Regions from separate parts of the Homo sapiens genome. Here region 2 is linked to region 1. The links are chromatin loops, found by intact Hi-C in ENCODE. Cell type or tissue: IMR-90. All regions are shown on one strand. Each heading gives the region's core, and the rest is flanking DNA. Links, peaks and the distances in the headings are about the cores only.

Region 1 (11,030 bases), core at 1,053-9,052:
AGCACACAGCTAACAACAGAGCTTACAAAAGAAAACTATAAACTAAAATGAGAAAATGTTTGCAGCTTTTTTTGTTGTTGTTACCTTGCACCCTAGGTGGGCTGACGAGTGAATTCACTGTGAGAAGTTTTTGACTCACCTTCTGAAATGTTATTTCTATCACATCTCTTGACACCTTCTGATTTGCCAGAGATCTGTGATAGTCACCAACAAAACCTAGGGATACTGATGTCACGAATTTAGAGAATTTTCAATAAATTTTAAGGTGTTAGAGAATGCCTTATAAAGGAGGGAGAGCGGGGACCACAGGACTGCATACCCTATGTTGGTTCATGAGGGCGTTTCACAGTTCTGGGGTTTACTTGACTTTCGGTCTTGTTTTGCAGCTGAGCTTTCAAGAAATTCGAAGTCCTCCTGAGGTCCGTCTCAGGTTTCATTTCAGGTTTTCAGCTCAGAAATCACTTGGGCAATAGCTTAAAAGAAAATACAGAGGCTTTTTAGTGAGCAATGCCTTTGTTTGAAAGTCTGTTAAAGTAATGGATTATTTGTTCCCTGGAAAATTAGGGAGCAAAGAGAAGACCTCTCTCTGTGTGTGTCTCTCTCTTACTCTCTCTCTTTCTCTAATCAGAAGTGATAATAAAGGGGGAAATGGAGCATTGCCAACGGGATGAAATCAGAATTTATCAATGCTCTCATTCAATAAATATGTATTTCATGAGCATCTGTAATTGCAGACACTGCCTTTGTTGCTGGGAAACAGGTTTAACGCGGTCTTTCCTGTCAAGAAACTCAGGGTTTTGCTGCAGTAGAATGAGTTACACTTGGTAGCGTGGACTGAACCTGGGAGGGCTTACAGGGTAAGCTTGGTTTTTGAAGGCAGCAGATGATCCTCTGGAGAGGAGGACATTCCAGGAAGAGGGAAACAAAAGAAACCAAGATTGTGAAGGGCACTGGGAAGGAAAGTTAGGCTCAGAATGTAGGAAGCCTTACATGCCATTTTAAGGAGTTTAGACTTTATTGTGTCAGCTGTAGAAAGCCCTAGAAAATTTTTAAAGCAAGAAGAGACAAGATTTGTGTTTTAAATTTGTTTTATAAAGAGATGTCTCTGTTGGTGGTAAAGACAAGATGAGAGACAGATGATGAGGGCTCAAGGGAAGCAACAGAGGGACTGGTGTGGGCATTCCATTTCTAACTTGCTGCGCCTGGTACTGTCTGAAGTTTGGTTTGTTGTTTTTTTTTTTGCTGGATTGCATAGAAAAAGACAGGCTACCGCAGAAATTTCATTCTCACTTTGATGTCACTACTTAATAGCCACATATTTTTAAGCAAGGAACTGAAACACTCTCATCTGCAGAATGGAGATAACAGTAGTGCCTCCTGCTCAGGATGGTAGCAAGTGTTAACTTAAATGCTGCATCTCTGTGTTGCATCTCAGAACTGTGCTTAGTGTGTAGTATGTGCTAAATATTTTGTATCAGTTCATTGACTTATTTGTTCATTTAATCTATATGAATTTGCTGTTAAGATAATCCAGGGGATATCTATTATAGATTGTCATTAGTAAATTTTGCTTGTGGAATTTATTACCAACATTTTTCACTTCTTTAAGTCCTCTTGGGCCAAAAATTTCCAGCAGGAAACAGGAGGGTGAGGCTTGTAAATTAAAACAGCTACTCTCCCCCCATCCCTGATGTAAAGTGTGAACAGAAAATTTTGCAAAGAATGCTGCTATATGGTGGTCCTTTGTGTCACTGTGTGTAATGGGGAACAGGGCAACTGTTAAGTGAAGCTTCAGCATTAGGAAAGTTGGGCAGTCTTTCTTTATAGTACAACTTGGTTCTATTATTTTGGTAAAAGGATTCTGATATTCCAGAACATAGTGTGAACCGCATTTGCATACAAATGTAAAAACACTTTCAAAAATCCCCAACATAAAATTTTAATTACCTATGCCTTTGCTTCTCTGTGAAATAACTACAAAATGACCATATATATATAAAACGACATGCTTAAATTGGAACAATAATTGTAAATCCCATGAACATAATAAAAATTGTTATATAAGTGTACTGTATTTTTATTGTAGGTATATTTTATTATATAAATATGTATATTTGTATTTATTTTATAAATAACTGTAGGCTTAGCACTCAGAACAGAAATCTGATAGGAGGGGAATTACTCATTATATTTCCTTGTGCCAGGCCAGTGTTGTGTTTCTTCACCACGGTAGGGCTCTTGTGAAATAGGAAATTGGCTCCATTAGGTTATAGGAAGAATCTATAGGATGTGGGGAGAAAAACTAAATGTATTGAAACTTTATCCCTTTGAAGAGCTGGGAAAGCAGTTCTTGACAAAGGGAGACAAATAGTTGAGGTGAACAAAGCTGTCTTGACACTAAAGGCTTTTATTGTCCCTGAAAGTGAACTCTTCATTGATAGAAGGCGTTCTTTTATTTGATCCATCAAGATTACCAAGTCACAGGTCACCATCCCCAACTAAATACAACATCATGAAATCATGATTAAAATTACAAAAGCCAGTTCATAAAAGAGGCAAGAGTTTACAGATTGTGCATTTCCTCCTCTTAGTTACTAGGAGTTAAATTCAATAGCATTGAGGATTTTTGAAAGAATGCCTGTAAATTATTTAAATTACAGTTTGCTTAATGAAATGATACATTCTGAGAAACATGACATTAGGCAATTTTGTCATTGTATGAACATCATAGAGGGTACTTGCACAAACCTAGATGGCATAGCCTATTCCAGACTCAGGCTACACAAGATAGCCTATTGCTCCTAGGCTACAAGCCCTTATAGCCTGTTATTGTACTGAATACTGTAGGCGGTTGTAACACAGTGGTATTTGTATATCTAAACACAGAAAAGGCACAGTAAAAATATGGTCTCACAATCTTATGGGCCCACCATGGGATATTCAGTCTGTTGACCAAAACATAGTTAAGTGATGCATATATTCCCCAACTTCTTCCCTTCATTCATGGAGTAGCAACTTTGACTAGCTCATAAATTAACACGATTTTTAACAAAAGAATTTACTGAAAATATGTTTGCCGTATTGTGATTGCATGGTCGTGTAAAAAGTAAAGTAGAGGTTCCTCTTCAAAGACTTTCCTCCCCGTCTAATTAGGAATAAATAGTAATTTCTCTTAAAAGCAAAATTTATTCAAAGACCTGTGCTAGCCATAATAAAGAAATCAATGTACTTTATGTTCCTAGCTCCCACAATTTAGCCTAAATATTTGCCCCGACATGCTTATACTGGTCCAAGCAAGATTAGGTCATAGCCTGTTCCTCTTCCTTATTTAAAAGTGTTTTTACCTTTCTCAGCATTCCACAAGTTACTTCCGCCTTCCTTTGTTCTCCTTTACCTTTGCCTCTTTTAAAAGGTTCTAAGTTGCTAGCCAATCGGGACAAATACAGAATGTGAGGTCCCATTCCAGCCAATGGAAACCGGACACAGCGGTGGGGTGAACGCGTCAGGTTATAAATGACCCTGTCTCCTTTGTTCAGTGTACTCTCGTGGCAAAACTGCTGGCGAGTGTACCCTTTCTGCAAAAAGTAAAAATGGCCTTACTAAATAAATTAAATTTATGTTCAAGTGCTATTTCTTTACAGCACCGGGGAACAAGCATTTCAAACAATGATGGTTAGAATAATGAGCAAAGACTACAGAATCACCTGAGAAACAGGTGACTTATAGTCTAGTCCCAACCCTGCTAGGAACAGATGTGTGACTTCAATCAAGTAACTAACTTTTTCTGATAACAATTGTGCAGGCTCCTGAGGGGCTAGTAAGAATCAAATGACTGAAAGTATGTGAAAGCAATTTGAAACATAAAAAGCACTAAAAATAACTAAATGTAGTTGCCAAATATCCTTAAGGCATCCTAGTAGAACAAATGGGAGTAAATGTTGATGGCATTTTTGCTTGTTTAATATTCCAGGGAACAAGGGAAACTCTCAGTCGTCACTGTACTACCCTTGGTGATGCTCTCCGGAAAGAGAATGATTTTGCTCTTATAATTGATGGGAAAACCCTCAAATATGCCTTAACCTTTGGAGTACGACAGTATTTCCTGGACTTAGCTTTGTCATGCAAAGCTGTCATTTGCTGTCGGTAAGTTCTCCTTATCATTGTCAGATTTTAGTAAAGAATGACTTGATCTAAGTTCTTGATTTATAAACGTCAATGAAAGTAATCCAGAGTTTACAAAAGTTAGGTTACTTACTAATGTGTTCACTCAAGACTTGAGGTTCACAAACTGGGATGGAATTTGTTAGTTTTAAAAAGTGAGTCCTAACAATCATTAACAAGTATTTTTCCTCATTTGAATCGACAGGTTTCTTGCCATTATCTTTGTTTAAAATTCATTATCTACCTGCATTTCCACCTAGGTCCTTTCTTTAAAGGTCCTGTTGTCTATATTTAAATCTTTGATCCAGCTGCTAAGACTTATTTTGGGGGAATAGCATGATGAAAGATGCAAACTGAATCATTTTCCAAATAGCTGGGCATTTTTCTGAGAGGTATTTATTGACTATACATTCCTTTGCCCTCTAATTTATAAAATTGCCTATATCCTAAATTAAAATCTCTTTTGAGTTATCAAGGCCTAATTCATAGAAAGGCATTTTTGTAAACGACATAGCTCCAGTCCTTCCTGAGTTTCTTGTCAAGGAATCTTCCCCATATTTACGTATAAATTGTTTAAACTCCGTCTTCCTAAGACCTAAAGTAGGTTCATGAATATGATGAATATGCCCAGTCTCCTCTTTTGTGATCACCATGAAAACTAAGGATTTCCCCTTTGTCATTCACTATTGAATCTTAGGAGTTGATCAGTCTAGATCCTGGGTAGCAATTTCTCAAATTGCCTTCTCTTCCTGGGACATAAAATGTTAGCAGAGATTCTGAAAGATTTCTCAGTATCTGTGCTTTTGGTATTATCTTTAAAACTATTCTATGTGCTTTTATCGTTTTCTTTAAAAAGACATTTACTAATAAAGTTATGCTTTTTATACCTCTTTTGTCTGGGTTTATTCACTTAAATATTTTGTATATGGTATTATTTATGAATTATAAGCTATACCTTATAGACATTTCCTAAATTTCAGTTGAGACATACTTTCTGAAATATAATTTAAACTATTCTCAATATCCTTTATAAGCATCATTTTAGCCTATAAAATTATACCATATTCAGAGAATTAAGAGTTGCTTATCTTTCCCAGGAGTCTAATTATTTTAGTCATATAATTTCTTTTTCTTTTCTGTGGTATGTATTAACAAATAATATTACTATAAAGTTCTTGGACAATATATTGTACAGATGTTTAATATTAGTCATCCGGCTCTTTGCTTAATCATAAAGAGACTGGAAATTATTTTGACTCATTTTTACTTTGGTATTCTCATGCTTTTTAAAATTTACTTTTACAGTGATTTTGCTGGATTCCTTGCAAATGTCTTGACTAAGTGTGACTAATGTTCAACTTTGACACTTTTCATCAGAATAATGTGGCAGATTTGGTCACTTAATCACTTTAACTAATGGGATCATAAGGATCAACAAAAGATTGCTCAAAAGCACAAGTGTTATGATTGCTGGCTCCTAGTTGGAAACAACATGAAACAGAATACAGAAGTATTAAGATAAAATGGCCAGTTCCCTAGAGTCATCTGTTATGTGCCTACTTTGTGTGTGCTGGGCGCAGTGCGACACATAAAAGATGAGTAACACTTGATACCTGCTCTCCTTCATGTATCTTTCTTTCTAAGTCAAATCACAGTTTGGTTGGAAAGATGTGGGAGGCCAATTTTCATATTGCAGTGATTGCAGCTGAGCCTCATTCTTAAAGCATTGCTTAACACAGTACCTCCCACCATTCTTCAAAAAGTCGAACCACAAAATTAAACAATAGCAGAGGGAGAGAAAAAACTAGAAAGCAGAGTCAAGGGAGAAAAAATATGTTCTGTGCTTGTGAAATTCCCTCCCGAAATCCTTGTTCTGGATGCTCACAAGTCACATGGACCTCTGGGCTTCTCCAGGCACCAGGTCCCTAGAAGGGAATCACACCCTGCCGTGCACGTGCGGCTCAGCTCTGAAACTGAGCTTATAAAGATGTGTGTGGCCCCTTCCTCCCTCGGTTCTGTTTTATGCATGTTTCAAGACCATGAGGTCCCTACGCAGACACTGAGTTTTATTTCCAGTTTTAAGGTTTTTTTTTTTTTTTTCTTAAGTCACATATCTTTCCTCAGCTTTTTTCTTCTAACTACCTTCATACTCTCTCTTTTCCCATAAGGACTGTGGTTCAGCTTCTGGCATGTTTGAGAATTGGTCTAAGCCCATAATTACATCAGTGCCACTGCCGGATTTATGTCTGTGCACCTTCTTGGCCTGGTGCCTCTTGGCATTTAAACTATTGGCACAGACCATCTTCTTGTCATTTTGCTTACTGACCTCAGAATATAATTTCCATGATAATGCTTCTATCCCTGGATAGGAATAGGTGGGCCATTCTGTGTATCATTCTTTCCAATTAAACCCAAGTGTCACTCCTCGTTTCTCAGATGATTACAATCTCCCGGCCTCAGGAAATTCTCTATTTTACTCCATTAGAAGATAGACGCTCCAGATAAATACTGATTATTATTTCTAAATACAGTTTGGTACTGTTTCCCAAATTCGTTTATGTTCATACTGGCTTTATGGGCTTTTCTCTCAAATTTAAACTATTTTCCAATCTACTGCTTGTCATTCCACACACATGCAGATAATTCAGAATCTGATCTTCCTCTGCAGTCTTCTCTTTAGCCCTAGGTGGAGTGGAAGTAGAGGGGAAAGCCTTCCTATAACAGATAATGAGTCTCCATGTTAGTTCCATCATCAGGATTGCATCAGCCACTTTCTTCCCAGATACTATCAGCATACAGGGCAGAATGAGGCAGATTTTAGTGTTTGCCTCATTGACACAGTTATAAAGATGAGTGTTGTCCCTCCAGAGTCTTCAGCTGAATTGAAAGAAACAGTTGTTCCCAGGCAGCAGACATTATGTCTCTCTCACCACTGTTTTCTGAAGGAAATTTTCAGAGACAGAACTAATCCCCCCACCCCAAATTTATTCAGGGCTCTGGAGTCCTGGTGGTTTTGGTTTCTAAAGTATAGGTTGAATGTTGTGCCTCAAATATTTTTCTTAAGTATATAAAACCCAAGAAGTGGAATGAAACCTGTTTGTATCAGTCTAACAGCACTGTATTTTCTTTTCTTTTTTTTTTTTGTTTGTTTGTTTGTTTGTTTTTTTGTTTTTGGAGACAGAATCTCACTCTGTCACCCAGGGTGGAGAGTGCAGTGGCGCGATCTCAGCTCACTGCAACCCCCACCTCCTGGGTTCAAGCGATTCTTGTGCCTCAGCTCCCGAGTAGCTGGAATTACAGGCATGTACCACCATGCCCAGCTAATTTTTTGTATTTTTAGTAGAGCCTGGCTTTTGCCACGTTGCCCAGGTTGATCTCAAACTCCTGAGTTCAGGCAGTCCACACACTCGGCCTCCCAAAGTGCTGGGATTACAGACATGAGCCACCGCACCTGGCCAACTACTGTTCTTTCATAGATACTGTGCAGCTTCTGTTTTTAACATTGTGAGTATTTACCTGCATAACCTGAATGCATCTAATTTATAGATAGTTTCTGATTCATTTTCCCAGTTATAAACTGCTCCTTTATGGTTCTTCTTCCCCTCTACTCCCTCACACAAGTCCACTGATTCTCATGATTTGGTGTGATCACGGATACTTTTGGAGAATAAATGAAAGTTATAGACCATTCCTTCCAGAAGAAGTACACATGCACACAAACATGTAAAATTTCATGAAGCCCTTCAGGGGTTTTACAGACTCACTGAAACTCCTTGGAGAGGTAGACGTAGGGAAAAAAGCTTGTTCTAAGACTCATGGAGATTTATGGATACAGCTGAAATCAAGCACTATCCCAGGGAGTAACTGTACTAAATAAGTAATTCTTAGTCTCAGGGACCAGTGCTTTATGCCCCCTGGTCCTACAGTCTGTATAATTGGTATAAAAGCATTTTATCTAGAGATTCACAGAATGCTTGTTCTAGCTCTACTGATTTGGCAGTTTGGGTATCTGATGGAATCTCTCTGGCCTTGGTTTTGTGACCTACAAAATGAAGAGATTGGAATATCAGTGATTCCTATCTTCCAGGGAACCCAGATATAGGAAGCAAATAAAAGTGGACCAGCTTCGTCATAGCAGGGTGGGAAATACACACATGCCCCCTTCCTGGGTTATCTTGTCCTGGTTGGAAAGCTGCTGGGCCAGAGGACCTCTCATAGCCCTTTTAGGTTGTGGATGGACCTTCCTTCTGTTGGCCACTCTGCTGGGAACAGTCTTTCTACTGCTGGGATCAGCTTAATTTGGGGAAGCATCTGTTCTACCTCTTTTAATATTCCCTCCAGAAGAGAGTGGGAATGTTGCAGTGAAGTATTACTGTGTGTTAAATAGCATGTGGTTTCTGAGGTCCTCATCAGTTCACATAACCCAGCCTTTCAAAGAATTTTACATTTTTCTGTAGTTGTCAGTTTAGTTTAAACATATTTTGAAACTTATGTTCTGTGACAGTTGGTTGAAAATTGGCTTAGAGCCTCCAGCTTTTAGACTGTCTAGTAATCATCGTTCTACATAATTTATGTACTCATGTCTTCTGAAAAGCAAAAGTTAAATTGAAGTAAGCATTTTTTCCTACTTGCAACATCTCTAATCAAAGTTTAACCCCCTTTTAGGCCATTTTCCTCATAGTGTATAAAAAAACACTTGACTTCAGTGAGTGTTGTCATTTGGGAGTGGCATTCCAGGCAAAACCTTTCACCTTACTCCTATCAAGGGGTCCTGCAAGAAGTCTAAAGGGACACTGAATATTTGCTGTCATAGCATGAGTGCATTAAATAAAGGCACATCTACTTCTTAAATCTTTAGAGATTGTCTTTAGCTTTAAGAATTTCTCTAAATATATGTTCTACTTAAAAAGTAGTCATAAAGCACAAATGAAGCTAATAAATGCTCAACAGACATTCCTTTAAGGAAAAAAATTTGTGAACACCATTGGATGCCAAGCAGATGTTTGGCTTTGAAAAGACTTTTACAAACTGTTAATGAATGTCAACCCTATATTTGCTTCCAAGAAAATATGAATAAATGTTGGAAATGTTGAGAGAATATTTCTTTCATACGTGTACAGCTAAAAGAGGACACACTGAATACACTTTATAACTTCATAAAATGCCAATAGTTTGCTTTAACATAATAATCATCTGCTCAGCCCTGTCCATCTCCTTTGCTATTCCACCTTGACTGAGTAGTATTAAAGGAACTGCAATGGCTATATTACAGCCTATTAGCCAATTATGATGACCACCACCAGGTAAGTCTATATTTGACAATAAAATGTCTAAAAATATATAAGAAATCTAAATGCTACAGAAGCCTACTGTAATTCAACATTTTACAGTTTTAGGTGTGACTCCTTTTAGGTAAACCATCATCACCATTGCCACCATCACCAGTACACACACACACACACACACACACACACACACACAAGCAGAACTGCAGATTACATAATTCTAATGAGGTAGGTAACACGTAATGGAGAGTACATAAAGTATAAATGCACCCGCTTGGGATTTTCGCAAAGTGCACACACTCCTGTGACAAGCACCCAAGCAGGACCAGCCCCCAAGAAGCCCCTCATGCTCCCTTTAGTTGAGGAGCCTCCCAAAGATAACTGCTACCTTGATTTCCATCACCATCCCTCTTATTCATTTTACTGTTTTGTTTCATACTAACTTTGAATAAACATATATACCTTCCACAACCACATCCAAATTCTTGATGACTCTTTTCTGTTCCACAAATTTTAAATGCAGTGCTCTGTAGCTTTCTACTGAAGGCCTCCCCAAAGCTTTACAAAATCAGTCATCAGTACATCAGCACTCTCCTCTGTTCTTCAGTGAAATACAAATCTGCCTAATGGATTGCTTACGGTTCTCTGACAGTTCTGATTTGCTAAGAACATGATGTGTGGAACCTATGGCATTTCTCTGACCTGTCAGCCTACTGACCTCATTGTGTGGGAAAGGGAAGCAGAGTTAGCTTTGTGTAACTGGTTCTCCCTGAACCCATGATGGTTTCCAGTGATTACTTCCTTTTCAGTAAACGGATCTGAGCCATTTTGACTTAGGACAAGTTAAAGAAGGGCTTGGTGTTTTGAGCAAGGTGGGGCATATATTTTCTGTGCAGGGACAGATAGTAAGTATCTGTAGGCTTTGCAGGCCATGCAGCTTTCTCCCTTACAGCTACTCAACTCTGCAGTTGTAGCATGAAAGCAGCTCTAGATGATTTGTGAATGAATGGGTGTGGCCATGTTCCAATAAGACTATAAGTAACAAAAACCACTGCTGCTTAAATTTAGCCCTGGGGCCATAATAAAGTGTCTGTAGCTCATGAATGAACATGGAAGGAGGTAGTTAAAACAGAACTTTCCTGCAATACTGATGGAATTCATGCTAAGCTCTCCTAGTCTCTCCAAGGAGAGTAATTTCTAGACTGTTCCTTTCTTTTCTCAAAAATTGAAACATTTCCTCATCTCTCCTCACTGGCTTTCTCCACAATTCCTTGAAAAAATGGACATTCTTTTTATGGTGCCAGCTGCACAATCTGGTGGCTCCATTAAACTTATCCATGCCATCAGAACCAAGAAAATCCCTAAAAATAAGGACATGAATTTGTTTTACAATGAGGTGTCAATACATACTTACACATAGCAGCAGGACAGAAAGGAAGAACCCAGGGCCATAAATATCTGACCCTGCTCGGTCACTGCGGTGCCTTCCCTCTGTTCTAGGAAAACCCCCAGCAAGGTGCTAGAGGACATGCTAGCAAAAGAATGAGGAAGATTTGCAAGCTAGCCATCTCCCTAGAGTCTTGA
Region 2 (11,030 bases), core at 1,834-9,833, 72 kb after region 1:
ATATGTTTAATCAATCTAAGTATGTTCTAAATACGCATGCTTTTGAGCCATGGGTTATGGTAGAAATAAATGCAAGTCTACAATGATGAGAGAATAACCTAAACCTTACTCCTGAAGGTTTAAAATAACCCAAACCTTGCTGCCTCATGACTTCTACCAAAGTCCATGTGAGGAGCTGAGTTCTTAAGAACTGAGGAAAAACCGTCCACTGGAGAAAAATAAAACGGAAATTGTACTTTAAAAAAAGTAAAATAACCCAAATCTTAGTCCTGAACATTTAAACCTTATCCAAAAGTTTACAGTAAGAAATGATGGACACTGTGGGCTCATTGGAGGCAGGACAATTATTTTTGGATATCATTGGAGTATGTGTGAAGCAGTGCATTTCATAGGCAAATACAATAATGAGACTCATAATTCTTTTTTATTTCTCACTGTAGATATTAGCCAGCATATCATCATTGGCCATTACTAAATAGAATTTTAGCCTAGGATCTTCAGGTCAGTCCTCACTGATTTGCCTGGCACTACCGTTTGGCCATTGTTTACAGCTTTTGCATGCAGGGAGAGTAGGGAATATGAGGTGTCAGAGAACTCGGTGGTGTAGATGGTGACAGTGCTCTCTCTAACCTTTCTGATGTATTGTTCATCTTAATGAAAAGCAGTTTTAACCTTGCTCCAGAACTAGTAGAAAGGAAATTTTATTTCTCAGTGTTCACACTCGATTTTATATCAGTATGACTTAAATACTTTGGTGGGGATTGAGGACACAGGGATCTGTCAAATGTTTCCTTCAGCCTTCTCTCATCACTGTGGTAATGGTTCTGTCCAACATTCAGAAAGAAAAGTGACAGAACACTGAAATGTTTTCAGCTCCAGGGCAGAGATAGGCCTGTTATATTCATTGTTTGTTTCTCCGCCACCACAGCTACCCTAGTGTAGGACAGCTATTGCATGCTATACATTAAACATTCCATGAATGGATAGTTACGTACTTTTTGGAGATTTATTTTAATGAGTCAACCTAAATAGCTTATCAACTCAATATGTAGACAAATGCAAATTTATTCCTCTTCAAGTTTCCCACTGAAAATTCCTTAAGACAACACGTTCCAACACATTCCAGAACCATGAATTGGTTTTTACCAACACTGACATTTTTTAGTATTTGAAATATTATTTTAAACATGTTATCTTTATATTCACCTCCACCAAATGTTTAAATTGCAACATTTTAGTGGGTTTGGAAATAAGGTAACAATATTTAGTAGTAGTTGTGTGATTGCATTAAACAAACTCAAAATTTACATAGCTTGGTATGTAAATGAAAGACTATAAGAGACTACGTAAAACTGCTAGTCAAGAGTTGTGAATAAAATGTGGTTTTAGTGAGAAGGTATCTTTAGTGTTTTTTTTTTTTGTCTTTTCACACTGTTAAGCTGTTCCACTAAAACTGAACTTTTAATATATCTATTAGTGTTAGCATAAATATATTTTATAATGTGCCTTAATAGTAGTATCAGTATCTATAAACATTGATGGCCCAGAATTGCATAGATGTTGAAATGAGTAGTTCCCCAAAGGTGTAAGATAAGACTAGAGAAATACAACTCATCATCACTTATTTATTTAGCAACCTCCTGTGAATGGCATTTATATTCTGAAGGAGGGACTCTGCTCTACAGGACTAAAGCAAGAAGTTCAAAATAGCTAAGGAAAAACAAAACAACAAAAATCTAGTCATTTTCTTAGTAAAGAGGTAGAATGAGAACATTATAAACTAAAACCCATGTGCAGCAACACACATCTCACCTTGCGCTTATGTTGACTAGAAACCAAGGCATCAAAAATACTCCTTACAAAGTACCTTTTGTTTGGTGATGATCTCTGTTCTAGTTGATTTTTTATAATAAATTCTCAGCATCTTGGGGGTAAAGGTGGGAGGGCCCAGCATTTGTTGAGTGCTTCCTAAGTGTCAGTCATTGTGCTGACAGCTCCCTGCATCCTCACAGTCTGCCTGAGAGTTAAGTACTGCCCTCCTGATATATAGGAGATGACAGAGAAAAGCTTGCCTGTGGTGACCCAGCTAATAAGCAGCCAACGCAAAATTAAACCAAAGCCCTACTCCAGAGCCCATGATCTTTCCTGAGTAATGTGCTTCTTTCTTAAGAAAGAGACTTTCTTACTGCTTTGTTTTAATGCTGTACGTTAACTTGATATAAAAGAAGAGCTAATGAGAGCCTTTATATGAACTGTACAAAACGGAATTATGTTACCTTATGTATTTCAGTTGCTGTAATATGAAAGACTAAATTCTCATGTCTGCCTTCTTACCACTTTAATATTGTAATATTAAAGTATTATGCATTTAGGAAGGCCAGCCTGAAACCTGGAAAATGTCTTTTGGGAAGAAGATGCTGCATAATGATACATTGCCATCCTCTAGTCTCCCGTAGTCATTTCGGTTTGAAACACCAAAGACTTTCCAGCACCCCATCCACAAGGCTCTGCTAAGGAAGTCAGACCACCTGCTGCTAAAGCTGCGACTTCCTCAAAGCAGTTACATATTTTAGTGTCCCTCAGGGTCCATGGGTCTGTAATGCTAGATCATTTAAAGAGTAGAGTAAGAAAGCAACTCTGTAAAAATGGCCCTTTCTCATTTCTCATATCTGTTTATTTCACTGACAGAAACAAGTTTTACAACTATTTGCAGAACTGCTGGAGTTTTAGATTAATTAGTTTTCTTGCCTTCATGTAGCTAATTTCCAATGACAATAAAATATGTCCAATAATACCAGTTAACCTCCCTAGACTTTAAAATATATATGTGGAAGATTACTACAAATGTTAACATTTCTAAATATTTTTTCTTCGGTTTTTGCCTAAATGTTTGCATAATTCATTTACACAATGAGTTCATTTTGCAGAGGATCCTTTTTTTGTATATGATATTGTTTCATTTCAGGGTCTTAGAAAAATTGGCAAAATACAGAACTAACATAACACAGCAATTTAACTAAAGCTTTTATAGTGGGAAAAACACAAGATGGAAATTTTTCAGCTGAATCAGTTCCAGTTATTAAAATTGCATAAACATTTGCTGCAACACATATGGATTACTTATTTGTTTCTCATGCCTATTATGTTCTTTAATATCAAAACAATTTTATAAAACAATGAAGAAATGGCATGATTTGGAAGATGGATGATGTCTATAAGTACATTTCAGAATTATTACTCAACTTCACGTATTCAACAAATATTTGAGTTTCTACTGTGTGAGACACTTTTATGGGAAGTTGGGGGAGAAGATGCCTTATTTTTTACAATGTGCTTTTAGAAGTTACATAATTATCTGGATTTGTATCTGAGGAGACAACTATTCTAAACACTTCCTGAAAAATACTTTCCTTGTTATTTCACCTACCATAATTATTTTTCTGAAAATAGTTTATTTTAAAATAAAATTAAGGAACACATGTCATACCATATTAGTGGTAGTGAACTTCTAGTTAAAAAGTCTATGAAATGTCTTCTTTGTGTAATGTTAGTTAATATTTACTTTAATATTTTTAACTAAAAAATAGTTTATACCAAAACGTGCCAAATGTGAAAAAAATAGTAATAACTAATTTTTTATTCTAAAAATTGCCATGCTTAGAATATATGTAGTCAGTTTTTAAAAGTGAATAACACTACTGTTGTTTTGTATTTTTTTATTTTAATTGTGTTATACTGGCTCTGTGTTGCCATTTGACTTAAATATAACTGAGTGGGGGGTGGTGAGGAGATCCTACTTTTTACTGGGAGAAGGATTATTGGGGACCAAACTCCTTAGGGAGAAAATGGCCTCAAAAGTCTGTCTAAATACTTGAAATTTCATTCGCTATCTGAGAAAATGTGTAAAAAGAATCACTAGGCTACGGATTTCTCGAGCAATCTTTTGTTTAAGTCTAACTCTCTTTGGTGGTCCTGTGGGCACACTGGGGTCTCTGCCGAGTTGATAATTCATTTCACACATTTGCACCTGCTCTGCAGCCTGACCGAGAGGGCGCAACTGCTCAAGAACGTCTTTAAGAAGAACCACGTGAACTTGTACCGCTCTGAATCCTTGCAACAAAATCTGCTCCGTGAGTATTTGAGTTTCTTATTTTTAAATAAATTCTCTGCCATTGCTGTATCATAGCATTTATACAGTATCCTGACTTTAGGGATATTTATTTAAAACTAATGTCTAAAATAAGTTTTGCATATTTGTAACCTGTAAATAACAGAAAATCCATTGGTCAGAACCATTTCACTTTCAACAGAAGAGATAGTTAATTTTAAAATCTTGCTGTTTCACTTAAAGAAAAACAGTATTTCCACATTCCTTGCTTCCTCAAATCTTTTTCTTTAAAGCCAGTAAATCTTAATTCTTAAAAGCTGCCCCTGTCTTGTTATCTTTTCTACTTGAATAACTTTGCAAGAGCCTTTCAGCTTTCATACAACACAAGGAAGCATATATTTTCCCCTTCAGAAATATTTATGAATATTTAGAGTTGTAAGACATTATTAGATATTGTGCCCTCTTAACATTTCAAGATCTAAAAAAGAATATAAAATGTAAAGCCCTGTAGTAAATGTATTTGTGTGAGTAATATATCTTTTGTTTCATGTTGTTTCCACTTATAATTTATTTTCACTTACGTATACTCATGTCTAATGCTTTTGCTCTTTATACTTCAAGAGGCCTTTTCTAAAGATGTGATCCCCTTGGGGGCCATTCCTTATGCCCATGCCATGTCGGGGCGTGAGTGAGTTTATTTGTGATGCTGAGAGCCAAGGGGAATGTCCTCTGAAGGAAGGAGACCACTTGCCACCATGAGCAGCTATTTGTGTTTATCTCCTCCTCCTCGCCTTTTTAAATTGACAAACAATAATTGTCTATATTTATGGAGTACAAGGTGATGTTTTGATGTACAGTTGGCCCTTTCTATCAGTGGGTTCCACATCTGTGGATTCAGCCCGCTGTGAGTCAAGTATATTCAAGGGGGAAAAAAAAATTCACAAAATTCCTAAAAGCAAAACTTGAACTTGCCATGGACGAAATACTACATTGAATCCACTAGAATGAACTGATGTGAGGGCATTGTATTAAGTATTATAAGTAATCTAGAAATGATTTTAAGTCTACGAGAGAATGTGTGTAGGTTATATGCAAATACTGTGCCATTTTATATAAAGGATTTAAGCATCCGTGGATTTTGATATTTAAGGGGGTCCCTGAAGCCATTCCCACAGATACCAAGGGACCGTACATGGTGGGATGGTTGAATCAATTACATTATTCACCACCTCACCTACATATCACTTTTCCTTTCCTCTCATCCACCTGACCTATGTGGAAATATGTGAGCCCACTTGACTCAACTCCCTCACCCCCTCCAGAATTGGGGAAGCAAAAATTAGAAGAGTTGGAGTTGACTTACGGGACAGAGGATTTAGGGGAATTGAGGGTGCCTACTCAGTCTTCTAGAGAGAAGAATACCTAGAATCTAAACTGGCAACCTAAGATCATCCCACTCTTTATTTTGAAGTTAAGTCTGTATCTTTTCTAGGCATTAAAAATCAGTGTCTCCATGCTTTTGAATGTGGGAAGGCTGCATTTGTTCCCCAGGCTAGAAAATGAATACCCAAAAGTCAGAATAACGGTGGTTTCCAGTGCCTTTGTGAGAATTTCTGTTTTATCATTAACCTACAGATGGGTATGCGTTCTCTCAAGATGAAAATGGAATCGTTTCACAGTCTGAAGTGATAAGAGCATATGATACCACGAAACAGAGGCCCGACGAATGGTGATGGGGAGAGCCTGAAAGGCAGGCTCTGTTACCTCTCTAAGGAGAGCTACCAGGTTGTCACCGCAGTCTGCTAACCAATTCCAGTCTGGTCCATGAAGAGGAAAGGTAGATCTGAGCTCATCTCGCTGATGGACATTCAGATTCATGTATATTATAGACATAAGCACTGTGCAACTGTACTGTAACACCATCTCTTTTGGATTTTTTTAAGGTATTTGCTAAGTCTTTGTAAACGGAAATTGAAAATGACCTGGTATCTTGCCAGAGGGCTTTCTTAAACGGAGAATAAGTCAGTATTCTTATGCCATTACTGTGGGGCTGTAACTGACTGTCAGTTTATTGGCTGTACCACAAGGTAACCAACCATTAAAAAACTCTAAATGATATTTAGTTAAAGGGACTCTTGGTATCCAGACTTAGATTTCAGGATATGCTGAAACAAACCAGCATTCTTAAGGAACTGACTCACCTTCCTGAGCAAAATTTCTAAACAAGCATTTGTGTCCAAAATTGTCTTGATAAATGTTTGCCAAAGAGGTTCAGTAAGTGTTTTTCTAGTTCAGTAGTCATATGCCCAGAAATGTAAGAGAAAGTTTACTTCCAGTTCCGCTGTAAGATCTGCATGCCTGACTTTCCAAATGTAAGAGTGATTTACAAAAATGAATATTTCAAGGCATTTGCTACTAAAATCGGTGATGTTGCACCTTTGGCCTTACAAATGCTTCTTTGTTGTTTGTCGTGTTTATTTGTTAGAGGACACACGTGTTAATGTGACTCTGTTGTTATGACACTGATTTTTCAAACTATGTATGTTTCAGGTATTTCTGATGAAGTTTCATCATCATTTAGATTTTTCTAAAAATCTGGCTAATGCAGTAGATTGAGTGATGTCATTTTGTCTTAAAGTTTTTCCTCTTAAGAAACATATGCTACGTATTTACGTGGGATTTCCAAAGCTTCTGTTGCAATATTTGGAATAACATGTCAGATAAATGCATGGGCTTTTGTCCTGTGTTCCAGTTCCCACTAGAGATGCCTGTGTCTTGTGTAGCACACCCAGTGTTATGGTGACTGCCCCCTATACTGAAGACTGAAAATTATTTCACAGTTCACTCATCAAATAGTTCCCAAAATTCGTCACATGCTGCTTATTGGGACAAATAGGTAGTACATTTTCCCCATTTAAAAAATGCGGATTTTACTCAGGCCGGTAACTTTACAGTCAGAGGACACGTTCATCATGAGTAGCTTTTGTTAGTATGTTTTAAAATGTATCTTCAGTTCAATTATTTTCAGCATTTACAAGACATCTGAAAATGGCTATTTTGCTACCAACAGTAAATGAAGGGGCTGTTTAAAAACCACAACCAGTTTTCTACACTATTTTTTAAATAATACTTTCATTTGAAAAAAAGGAATTAGTTTTCAGATACACTTCAGAGATTGAAGCAAACTATTTGCCTTTTACTCAAAAGCCTGCTTGCCTTTACATGGACTTACCAGCAAAATAGGTAGAACTTTCTCTTTTAAAAAAAGTCAACTAGAATTGAGAAGAGGTGATTTTTTTTCAGATCGCTTCTCGAGTTTAATATTTTCACATTCTTTTCACCCTTTTTCTCAATCTAGATTTAAAATTAGGATATATGTCATTTCCTTGTCTGTATTTGTAGCTCCTTAGTTACCAGTATGCCTCTCCATTTTCTACAAATAAGAGGTTATAACACATATACATAATTCTAACCTTAAGGGAACACACGTTTACATACTTTACTTCCCAAGCCCTTCCTGTTTGGGGTACAGATTGAGAGAGTCATGAATCAACACATCTAGCAAGACCACAGGTGTAAGAGTCTAAGATCGTCTTCAAAATTCTGAAGTCCCAGTCTTTACCTGTCCAGTGAATGAATATTCAGAGCAGCTTTTCCTGGGCTTCCCAGTGGTGATAGCTGAGGTCAAACCACAAAAAATAAGAAAGCAAGAGTGAAATGCACCCCTCCAGAGAAACACTTTGTAGTGTTTAATTCTGTTAATAGAGAAGAGCTGCTTCTGTTTGCGCTCACTTCATCAGTGGCACCCTTCTGCAGAATTTTAATATAAAAACATTATGGATATAATAGAACTGGATTTTCTGACTTAAAAATGTAAGTTTTATTTTAATCTTGAAACGTGGATTGTTTCTGTGGAGCTCTTAAACATGAGAAGAATACTTACGGTTGATAATGTGTAACATGATCTGAAATGTGACTAATTTGAGCCTCTTTGTCCCATCGTCCTGTTTTTGAATTATTGACATTGTCAGTCTCTTTGCTTCCTGGGTGAGACTTGGGGTTTGAGGGACAGGGAATGACCTTCTTGGTGAAACTTAAAATATAACATTGCAATTGCAGTGACTTTACAGTGTTAAATTAGAGAAAATAGTCTGATTTTTTAAACCTTCCTTAACTGGAAAAAAGTCACATGGTTTTACCAGGATTGAAATAAACAGTCAATGTGACTTTTAACATGTGTTTTTTTGAAATAAAGGGCACGTACTCTTCAATTAAAAAGTTCCTTATAGGGACTCTGGCAAATGCTAACACAGTTGCTTTACAATGTTTACAATTCAGACAATACGACTTATAATAGAAAATCCTCATTCATTTAGCATTGAAAAGCTGGAAGTTGCTTCTTTAATGTTGAATAGTATACAGTGGTATTGAGCATGGACTTTCTAAATGTTTTATATATACATATAAAAATATATTGGTGTCTCACACCCAGAAAGATGTTATATTGTAGATATTATTAGGAAAACAGTGTTTCTCAGGAACGTTGTAAATTTTAAATGATATATGTACTTCCCGTCCTCCCACCTCCACTCTGTGCTCTAATGTGAGACTGCTTCAGCAGTGTTGCTAAGTTAATGGAAAACTTTTTCTAATCAAGTCAGGTGAATGTGTATTCTGCTAAATAATGTTAGCCATTTACATGAATTGTATGGTCATTAAATGGAATCAGTGATTCCTCTTTAATTTCCAGAGGGGAAATGAATTATGGAAATCAGTCAGCATTCTGATCATTAAATTTTATACTTTAATTTTGCCGTTCAGCATTCTAAATATCCAATGTGAAAGTCACATGATAATTTGTTTTGCATTGCGTGCACTGTACAACACTTACAACTTGTCATTTAAAATGTTTTCTCGGGAAATGAATGCTAGTCAGAAAGTAATAGATTGTATTATTCATAGTTTTAAAATTATGACAATGTCATAATTACTACAAAGCTAAATAATCGTGTTTATTTTTGTGCAGTTGCCCTTTGATAGTTCCTGGTTTTAAAACCTATTAAGTGTATAATCTTACAAATAGTCATCTACAAAATTTATGGAGAAAGTGCCCAGCCCATTCACATCACATGGACCAGGAATTCTTTTGTAAATGACTTAAGGTAACATCATGCAGTTCAGTGCCTAATAAATGCTTTTTAATGATGAACATTTCTATAATGACTCGTAAGATACCATAGTCTGATTTTTCTCACATTAAAATAACTGAAGTCACTTGTGTAACGTAGTTATACTTTGCTGCATTTTAATTAACCTTCAACAGCTATTAAAGTGGAATGTAAGTTAAATTTTGAAGGAAAGGAAATAAATGTTTTCCATATTTCGTCTTGATTTACTTTCTGTATGAGAACAGCTGTGTTTTTGATAGGTTTATGGTTTGCATGAGTTCATATTTAAAGTGATCCAGGCCAATGCATGGCTATTGCTGTAAATCTTGATGTTTATTTCTGCCTTGTAAAGTTCTATCACGGCCTACCTGGAATTTAAAATTCAGTAGACAAATTAATTGGTCCTCTGCACAACTTTTTTAATAAGTAGATTATTTTACAAAGAAATTTGAACAAATTTAATTGAATCTTTTGTTTAGCTTGCCTCTAAGAACTTTTCTTAATAAAGCTCCCAAAACTTCTCAGCAAATAAATCTCCCTTAAGTAGGAAAGCTAGATTTCATATTTGCTTACTTTGAATTAACAGCAACTTTCCACAGGTAAATCTGTTCTTGCAAAGATGTGAGCAGAATAGTTAAAAATAATATTTTTATGTTTCATGGTTCTAAATGGAAGCCATAAATGCAGTAAATACTATCTGTTGTTTAACTACTTTAATCGTCATTTTTTACATTTTCAAGTTTATTAGGTTAAGAAAAACAGGGCAGCCTTGGAAGGCAGCTACTACAGAAAACTGCAGTTTTGCGTTAAAGATAAAGTAGTATTTTCAGCTCCCTGAAAAACCATTCCTGCTGAAACTGCTGTAGAAATTGTGAAGCTGCATGAGTGGAGAGTATTGAATCTGTGGTTATAGTAGTTTTCTCAGGTTTGTTTATCTTGATGTTTGATGCACTGTGTTTTATAGTTATTAAAATTGAGTAATATTATTTCTATGCAGTGTTATGTGTCATTGGCCTTTTGTGAATGTGCATGTTTTAAACTGCAAATTTTAAACATTTTGTCCTCTAATTGTTATTAAAAATGAAATAAACTTTACCATTACTTAAAATTGTTGAAGTTTTGATTGCTAGTTCTAGAAATTATATTGCTTTCTAAAACCTTCAAATCCAGCAGTAACTAGTCTGAGAAGGTGTATCCCAGTGATTTATAAAATATCCCTTCATTTTAATCCAGCTAAATAAAACATGAAATGGAGTGTATTAACTCTAGTTTGGTAAGATGGGTAGTTTTTATAATTAGCAGAATTTTTTAATAAAATTACTGTGTTTTGTCACTTCAGTACGAAAAGCCTCCCAGGATTGTCCCTGTTGCATATTTAAATCAGCTTGCAAGTAAACAGCCTATTCATGGTTTCAACCTTTTATGTTGGATGAATTTGTTTTCTAAACCAACTAAACTGTTTTAAGTTCATGAGAAAGTGCTCAAGTTTAGCCAATAACATTTGAAGGCAGTAACCAGAAAATAATAAAATTGAGCACATGAGACAAAAGTATAGACAGCATCAGAAATAAGAACAATCACTTCAGCAAAAATAAGTGTCCTTTGGTAAAAGAGAAACAACTGAAGATACAATTAGGTAAATTACTAGAATAGGATTAGTTCTCAAAGAGGCGCTGGAGAGGCAATTTGAGGAGCATCTGATTTTATTAGACTGAGACCATGCGTGCTTACCTGCCTGGAGCCCCATGTCCTCT

The links. Hi-C counts contacts between places; a loop is a spot of excess contacts. Peaks named below come from ENCODE experiments on the same cell type or tissue, not always from the same donor. Only the 100,000 strongest peaks of a DNase experiment are listed, where the experiment ranks them.
Region 2: it touches region 1 in a loop (1.8-fold over the local background); 2 of 110 quality-filtered maps call a loop at or near these places.

What each region holds. Positions count from the first base shown.
Region 1 is chr4:42,478,609-42,489,638 of GRCh38, reverse strand. It overlaps ATP8A1 (ATPase phospholipid transporting 8A1), which reads left to right. Exons shown (of 37, transcript NM_006095.2): 25 at 3,971-4,143. Among named protein-coding and RNA genes, the nearest start is that of SHISA3, 87 kb to the right of the region's middle. RefSeq lists an enhancer at 494-543 and a silencer at 1,438-1,487. In IMR-90, for the core only: no CTCF peak of the experiment used is centred there; no DNase peak of the experiment used is centred there.
Region 2 is chr4:42,407,727-42,418,756 of GRCh38, reverse strand. ATP8A1 (ATPase phospholipid transporting 8A1) reads left to right here. Exons shown (of 37, transcript NM_006095.2): 36 at 4,039-4,130; 37 at 5,744-10,384. The coding sequence ends at 5,841. Among named protein-coding and RNA genes, the nearest start is that of SHISA3, 16 kb to the right of the region's middle. In IMR-90, for the core only: no CTCF peak of the experiment used is centred there; a DNase peak (open chromatin) is centred at 6,336; H3K27ac peaks cover 1,968 bases.